Linked DNA regions of Homo sapiens: region 2 is linked to region 1. A link is an interaction called in ENCODE POLR2A ChIA-PET data of the cell type or tissue named here. Cell type or tissue: MCF 10A. All regions are shown on one strand. Each heading gives the region's core, and the rest is flanking DNA. Links, peaks and the distances in the headings are about the cores only.

The links. Peaks named below come from ENCODE experiments on the same cell type or tissue, not always from the same donor. Only the 100,000 strongest peaks of a DNase experiment are listed, where the experiment ranks them.
Region 2: POLR2A ChIA-PET joins it to region 1 with 14 read pairs; 10 of 35 experiments call an interaction of 5 or more read pairs at or near these places.

What each region holds. Positions count from the first base shown.
Region 1 is chr11:96,226,802-96,231,200 of GRCh38, reverse strand. All of the region lies in intron 1 of MAML2 (mastermind like transcriptional coactivator 2), which reads left to right. Among named protein-coding and RNA genes, the nearest start is that of MIR1260B, 110 kb to the left of the region's middle. In MCF 10A, for the core only: no CTCF peak of the experiment used is centred there; DNase peaks (open chromatin) are centred at 2,420 and 3,760.
Region 2 is chr11:96,120,445-96,124,843 of GRCh38, reverse strand. The region is part of intron 1 of MAML2 (mastermind like transcriptional coactivator 2); the gene reads left to right. Among named protein-coding and RNA genes, the nearest start is that of MTMR2, 200 kb to the right of the region's middle. In MCF 10A, for the core only: no CTCF peak of the experiment used is centred there; a DNase peak (open chromatin) is centred at 1,963.

The DNA.
Region 1 (4,399 bases), core at 235-4,234:
GGAAATAATTTTACCTGTGGGAATCAGGAGAGTTTTTATATAGAGAGAAATATATTTATTAAAACCCCCTATATATGATTTTTTCTTATAAATTATTTTAGATACCAATCCAGATTATTCAAATCTTGACCTCTTTCTCATTCACATCTATTCGCTTGTCATTAAATACTCATGCCTAGTCTAAGTTTGGAATGAAAATGTCACAAGACATATCTTTCACTATTTCCTGATTTACTAAACATGGAAATGTAGCTCAGGACCTGAGCATTTAGTCATCTCATGTGACCATGAGGACATTAAATAAGGAAGGAAATGCAGAAGTGAGTGTGATGATCTCTTACAACACCGCTATTTGGGTAGAGAAGTAGAGTTTTAATTAGCGAGACAAGTGTCAAATATATTCTACACACATCACAGCACATTAGGCTTCGTATTGTTCCCTCATTTCCTGAGGACTATTTCCAAAGATAGGTATGGATGAAATCAGAGAACGTTGGGACTCTATAGGTCTCAGACTGGCCAGAAAAGAATCAACATAATCTGATGTGGGCTGTCCTGGAAATCAGGAAACTCAAGAGGCAGTCATCCCTACATACATTTTAGTAAATTATTTAACATTTCTGTGTATTCGTTTACCCATTTGAAGAAAGGGAGCTAGTATGTCTAGTCTTCAACTCTGCATATAGGATGCTATAAAGTAGTTAAGTTACAACCTTGTTCTTCTAACATTTCAGCTGCTTCATTTGCCTACATCAAAAAGCACTGTGTATAAATCATTGAAAAAAGAATATGTATAAATCCTTAAAAGAGCAGTAAGTGAAGTAATGCATTTAAATTGAGAATCAAGATGTACAAATATATATAGATATATACAAATATTTGAATGAGCAAAACATATAAATCTTTGAAAGAGGTATTAATGAATTTTGATGTATTTTTATAAACTGAAAATTTTTGCACAAATGTTGTCATCATCATACTCATATTCTATCCTAGACTATTCTAGACTAGCCAGGTCTATCCATATTCATCATTCCATATTCTAAATAGCTCAGGATTTTCTTTCTAAAAATGGGACCAGGGACAGTCATATTGTGGGAAATTTTTCATTAAACATCCCACGTTTCGTTAAATGTTTTTTCTTAAAGCTGTTTCAATTTTCAGCTTATCCTATTGAGGATAACAATTCTGAAAACTTAACAACTGGTGTTAAGTTTAATAATAATATTTGCATACCAAACATAGTACTTTTCTGTGTAAGAAAAAGTTTCACTGGTTCTAGGATACCAAAATACTGCAAATTGATTTCTGTTTTCCATATCCACACCCACCTTCCTGCTTTTGATATCTGTCTGGTATTTTGCAAGACAGAATGTTATGTGAGAGTGAGCACCAAGCAATGATATTTCTCTGCAGCCCAAAGAGTCTACAATTTCCTCAAAATGTGAGTAATTTCAAATTTATGGTATTGCCAGTTCTGCTTTTATACTGGTATAATGCAATGAAGTACTCATTCAGATTTTTATTCTCTGTTGGTTTGAAGAAAACATTTAGAAATTCTTAAATGAATCAATCGATATGTAGTCAAGGCACCATGGTAGCTTCTGGGGAGATCATGTGATTATATTTCTGTATCTAGGATGCTTGCAGTCTGGTTAGAAAGACTAGCCACATTGTGAGAAATGCTTTACAACATGACACACGAGGTAGTATCTGGTAAGGGATCCTCTAGGTAGGTAGAGAGTGGAGATTCAGAGGGCTTCCTGGGGCTCCAGGGGTGTGAAAGGCCTTGGGGGAAGAGAGGGAATCTCTGCAGGATCTCACCAATTGTTTTCAGAAGAAAATTAATTAGAAAACACTCTTACGTATAATTGCTGTTCTAGAAAATGGTTACAATTTACTTCTTTAAATGTTTAACAACATTTTAAATTATGTATTGTTTTCTTTTTGCCATTCATTCATCTCTTGGTGGTTTGGGGTGTGATTTGTGTTTTTCCCCTCTCTTGACTTATCTGAGAAATTCTGGCACTAGCCAGGTTTGGGATGTTTTTGTTCAGACATTCTTAAGTTATTTGGTAAGAAGAAAGGCTTTGTTGCATTTTTCTGCTGAGAAACAACTTTCTTTTTCTTTGTTTCAACCCTGAACTTCCTAAAAGCTCTTTATTTCTATAGATTGTTCTACAAAGCTATGCCTCAGGAGGTGAGAGACTAGGGAGCATTTTTTTTTTGTTCAACTAGAAGTAGCCACATTTTCAGAAAACAACTAATAAGTTTAAAATATGTCAAAGATAACTTTACAAGAGACCGCGTGAACATAGATATGTAAAGGAGAGCCTAGTGCTCTCAATGCCCATATCTGCAGGCCTCAAAATTGCTTATGAAGTCTAGAAACCATGGCCATCTGCCAGCCGGAGGCAGCATCACCACAATGGAATTCACAGTCACTCTGTTAAGACTTTATAAATACAGTGAGGGTCCAGGAGCCAGGACCTTCAGGCGCATGAGGCTTGTCTGGTCTGGTCTGGCCGACTGAGCAAGGAAACCCTGTCCTTGAATGAGGACTTCCTCAGCTTCAGTGACTAAATGTTTGTTCTCAAAAGTAAAATGTCCCAATGGAAGGTGGACAGCGGCCATCTTCTTATTTTATTTGTTTATTTTTAGCCAGGCACTCCATTAGTTGTGGCAGGAAGTCATCCTGAGAGGAAAGTCAAGGTGTATGTACATGGTTGACTTGGGGAAAGTGTTTGGAAGTTGGAAAAGTGGAACCATTTTTGAGTGTGACTTCATTTCTCTTCTGACCTAGCTCTACACAGTGTCATATCCTAGGAACTGGGTGCTAGCATGAAGGAGAAAAGCAAGATAAATTAAAGAGCTTTACCTCTAGATAGTAATAGGAAACCAAGAATCCAGCCTGGTGATGGCTGGAGGGAGTGATTGAAGTTAGCTGATGCCATGGGGAGTTAGCCAGGCAGCAAAAATGTCTGGAAACCCGATGTGGCCAAGACTGGGCTGTCCAGAAGCTCATCAGAGATAGACTCAATCAGTACTTTCTCTCCCACCTTCCTGAACAAGAAGAAAAAAATATGAGAGAATTGAGTTTGTAGTGTTCCCTTTTTCTCCCCCCAGGCTGGAGTGCAGTGGCACTGTTTCAGCTCACTCCAGGCTCAGCCTCCCAGGTTCAAGTGATCCTTCCACCTCAGCCCCCCGAGTGGCTGGGACTACAGGTGTGCACCACCACGCTCCACTATTTTTGTAGTTTTTGTAGAGACAGGGGTCTCACTTTGTTGGCCAGGCCGGTCTCAAACTTCTGGGCTGAAGCGATCTGCTTGCCTTGGCCTCCCAAAATGCTGGGATTACGGGCATGAGCCACTGCACCTGGCCGAGTTTGTAATGATTTCATTCGATGGCGACAGAGACATAAATAATAACAGCAGCAACAACAATAAACACTTGTTCTCTGCCAGGTGTTAAGCAAAACACATTGTATGCCTTTTCTCATTTAAACTTACAACAACCATATAAGGAAACTACTATTATTATTATTTCCATTTTACCCATGAGAAAACTGAATGAATCTCAGAGAGGAGCAAACTATGTCAAAAGTCACATAATTGGATAGTGAGATTATGGTGTTTGTACTGAAATATGTTTAACTTCAGAGCTCATGCTCTGAACACATACTATACTGCTCATTTATTCATTTATTCACATATATATTGTGCAACCACAGTGTGCCAGGCACTGGGCTGAAACAGGAGGATGAGAGAACCACTCCCTGCATTCTTGGCATGAAACTTACAGTATAGCTGTGAATGAGACTTATTTATGAAATAATCACATAAATGTATAACTGTGAACTATGAAAAGCAATATTAAGGAATGGATCACTACAGGATTATGCGTAGGTACTAGGGTAAGTATATACCTATTAGAAGGAAACTATGAACTATAATAAGTGATATTAAGGAAAGTTTAGAGAGTCAGAAAACTTGATATAATTTTAGGGAGTCAAGGAGAACTTCCCGAAGAAAGGGGCACATGCTTTCAGATCTGAAGGATTAACATGATAGCTAAGCAGAGAGAACTTGCTGGGTAGGGAAAGGCTAGCAGGTACAAGGGCCCCGAGGTAGGAGACAGCTTGACATGTTGCTGATTCTGTGAATACTTATTGAGGCATAGTGTAGCTACTGGTTTGTCACTTTTGTTGTGTTTCATATTCCTCCATTGAACGTAACATTTTTTACTGTTTCACTAATGAATTGATGTGAAGATATTCTATTTTATGCAGTTTTGATTTGTTTGTTTTCTGCTAATTTTATCTGACAAATTTAAAGTTTTTAGGGGAATAAGGGCTACATCTGTCATTGCTGTATCACAGTTTCTAAGATGGCATGCAGTT
Region 2 (4,399 bases), core at 178-4,177, 110 kb after region 1:
GGCAGGTTTTGCATTTGATTCCTCGTTCTACATGGACCCTTTTAAGTATTTTCCTGATCGGTGGTCCTTCTTCCCTCCTCTCATGCCCTTTCACGAGGTGTATGCACATCCGTTCATGTGCAGTCTCTCTCTCTCTCTGTCTCACACACACGCACACACACGCGTGTGTTTAAATAGACAAAATCATAATGATGGTAGTGATGATGATGATGATAAGGAGAAGGAGGCCTGGTGTCTACAGAACTTTATCCTTTGAGTGTGCATTTTCATGGATTAACTCAATAAATGTTTAAAACAACTCAATCATCTTTGTTAGGTAAAGTAAGTGTTATGGTTTACATTTAACAGATGAGGAAATTGGGGCTGACTTGTTAAAAAAATAGTAGTAAAGCCAGGATCAGACTATCTTTCTATTCTTCTTCTTAGGTGGTTCTCTTACCATAGCACACTGGAATCAAACCAGAGAACATCCTGTGTCGTAATTACTGGCTAACACACCACTCCTCCCCACCTAGCTGTGAGTGTTCAAAGGCAGAGACAGGTCTTATTCATGCCTATCTCCCACTTCCAACACAGAGGAACGCTGTGTATGGAAGAGAGGGAGAGAAGATAAATGCCTTCTGGAACATTGGTAGAAACAGAACCTAGAGGAAATAGTGTAGGAATCAGTGGGCCACAGAACTGTGACAGCCATTTCTAAATCACGACACCTGCTGGGTTTACTCCTTTTTTTTTTTTTTTTTTTTTGAGACAGAGTTTTGCTCGTTGCTCGTTGCTGGTTGCTCGTTGCTCGTTGCCCAGGCTGGAGTATAGTGGCCCGATCTCGGCTCACTGCAACCTCCGCCTCCCGGGGTCAAGCGACTCTCCTACTACAGCCTCCCGAGTAGCTAGGATTACAGGTGCGTGCCACCATGCCCGGCTAATTTTTGTATTATTAGTAGAGACGGGTTTTCACCATGTTAGGCTAGTCTCAAACTCCTGACCTCAGGTGATCCACCTACCTCGGCCTCCCAAAGTGCTGGGATTACAGGCGTGAGCCACCATGCCGGCCGGGTTACTCTTAATTTCTGTCTGTGAAGCCGATGTCCTCCTCCCTCCCTTCCCCATCTGTGCACACTGTTCCTCAGCTTACAGAAGTCTCTTATTTATAAAGGCTGCAGTGGCTGCTAATTCCCTTGTTTCCTACCTCACCACTTGGTGATTCCAGAGGAAACTCTGAATAACTGGTGCAACCTTACTATAAAGCAGGCTCTAAAAATGTCATCATATCTGAATTCAGACTTCTCTGTACAGGACGGAAGCACCGTAGCCTAGTTGGGGGCACTGCATGTGACCACAAAGCTAGACACGTGTGGGCTATTAACCACATCAAAGGCAAATGGTAAATTGCCAGCCCCTTTATTCAACAAGCATTACTGGGCTCTTACTAGGTGCAAGTCTCTGGATGAGTTGCGGAGGACTCCATGAACACCCAGGTGAGCTCCCTGACCTGGAGGAGCTGTCACCTGTAGAAGCAGGCAGATACGTGAAAAAAAAAAAAGACTGTAAATGTCTCTCAAGCACACCTTGCTCAGGTATATTGTGATGGCATTTTTTTGGAGATCTAGTGGTTCCTGCCTTTACGGGGCTGCTTAGGAGCTGGCTATGACTGCAGTCAATGGTGTGGAAGGATGGGGATTGAAAGAAGAATGCTTCCAGCAGTGGGGGCAGTAAGACAGTGTGAGAGAAACAGACATGGGCATCTCATCATCTTAGATCTCCTTCCTTGATTGTCCTGTGCACAAAAGTATCCAGGAGTAGAAGGCTGGACTCTCAGCATTGAATGGTTTTGAATAGATGGATTCAGCCAGCCCATGAGTCAACTACAGTCCCTGAAAGGGAATGACATCACTCAGAAATCCTTGCTCATCATGCCCATCAGGCAAGTGGGTATTAGACCTGCTGTTCCAGCACCAACACCTTAAAGGATATTCACTATGCATAATGCAGGGGCTTGCAGCTTGTATTTCCTCTGCCCTGGCCATGATCGTGGATCACATTTCACTTACATGGGGCTTTCTGAGAACGAGACTGGGCATGTAAAGAATGGTATAATTGAGCTTTTCCCTCTTGGCTGGAATCTGTGGTTGCATTCCCTCTAAACCACACAGAATTCTGATTTGCTGCCTTGGATTTTACAGGGTCCTCTGTGAAAAATAAAAGCCTACAGGTGTGATAGTTTACTGCAGCCTTGGAGATAGAATTTCTTATGACTGAATTGCTTATATTTTCTATGGGGAAAAAATCTCATACACAAACATGCACGTGCACGTGCACACACACACACACACACACACACACACACACCCAGCCTAAAAGATTTGTATTTGTCCTACATCCATTTCTTATGCAACTCCCTTCTTTGACTTTCTTTCCCGTTCTTTATGACTGCTCCACAGAACCCATATACAGTAGGGCACTTAAGTAGGCTGAAGGATTTTCTGCAGCTCCAGGGGAGAGCAGAAGAGTTTGGAGAATCACCCTAGAGGAAAAAAAAAAAATCTGCAGGTTTTCCACCCCTTTAGTAGAGAATTAGGTTTTAGAAATTCAGAGAGATTATCTGCAAGTCAGGAGGCCAAAGCATAGCTGTATCTACATGGCTGGAGAATTGTGAGCTTTTCTGTGCTGTCGCCCCAGGGCAGTAGTTAACATACACAGGTCAGTTCTCAGGCCAGTTAAAATCATAGCAGACAGGGGCCGGGCGGGGTGGCTCACGCCTGTAATCCGAGCACTTTGGGAGGCCGAGGCAGGCGGATCACGAGGTCAAGAGATCGAGACCATTCTGGCTAACACAGTGAAACCCCGTCTCTACTAAAAAATACAAAAAAAAAAAAAAAAAAAAAAAAAAAAAAAAGCCGGGCGTGGTGGCGGGTGCCTGTAGTCCCAGCTGCTAGGGAGGCTGGAGCAGCAGAATCGCGTGAACCCGGGAGGCGGAGCTTGCAGAGAGCCGAGATCGCGCCACTGCACCCCAGCCTGGGTGACAGAGCAAGACTCCGTCTCAAAAAAAAAAAAAAAAAAAAAAAATCACGCAGTTGGGAATATGGAATGGACACAAAATTAAGGGCATTGCTTTCCCATTTCTGCCTTTCTAGTCTTCTCTCTTTTTTTTCTTTATGTTGCGAAAAAGAATGCCTCACTGTGGTGACCTGAAAGATGCCAGAGCACTAGCCCATTAATCAGAACAATTTTATATTAATACTGGATGAGTTCATTATGATTAATAAGGAATACTTTGATAAGCTGAAATTTAAATTTGAAGCAAGGCAAAAATAATATGGTGCTTCTCTGAAGCATGTTTATTGAGGGTTTATTGACACTTCACCAAAGTACATGTCTGTTAAATGTTTTTTGCCATGTGCTAATAATATCCACTGGACAAATCCAATTCTTTCCTTCCTGTTACTGGGGAATCATGTCTCCTTGTGTTAATGGCTTCCCCCATAGCAGGCAGTTCAAGCTATAATTGAACAAATATTGAACGTCTATATCTCAGTGGAAATATACTGTAATGAATATCCCTGGGAGTCTGCTTATTTCTGACCAAGATCTGAGACCACTGGGGTGCCAGAGACTCTGAGAAGCCAGCGTCTCCCAGGGCCAAAGATGGGGTTTGGATTCTCTTCAAGGCTGGTGCGGAGTAGGGGATCTAGGAACCTTTCTCTCTCTCTCAGAAATGAGCCTGTGACCTGGAATAGCATCCAAAGTATCCTTCACTCCCCCCTGACTCTGGCTGCCTTCAGATTACTACTTTTTCGTTAGTTATGAATCTGGCTACCTCCCAAGGGACTGTTGCACCATTTTCCCATCTTGTAGGTTCAAAATCACAGCACTTGCCCTAGAATTACTGAGTAGAGCAAGACACTATCCCTTGAGCGATTTGGAGGCAAGAACTAAGGAAACATGAGGATCTTTGTAATTTAACTGCATTCTTCGGTTTCTCCTTTAGACTCTGAGAATCCTCATCCTCTAGGTCAGTGGTTTCCAAACCTCACTGATCATCATCATCATCATCCAGGGACTCTTTTAAAAATACAATTCTTGGTCCCCACTTGGCCGATATTCTAATTCAGAAGGTTAGAGGGAGGAGGGGAATGAGGACAAAGAAAGGGAAAATAACTGACAATTTGCTTACCCTAGCGTCTTGCTCCACAGCCCTCCACAGATGTGATTTATTTTTTATTATTCATTACAAAGACTTAATGATATAATTATCCAAAAGCAATTAGATGCAGAGTGGAAACAAAGTGCTTAAGGAGCTGGGAGGTAGACTTACTAACAAAGAGGATGGAAGAGTAAAGTGTCACCGTGGTGCGATCTGTCAGGATCTGGGCTTCTGGCTTCATACCTGAGCATGTGGAGA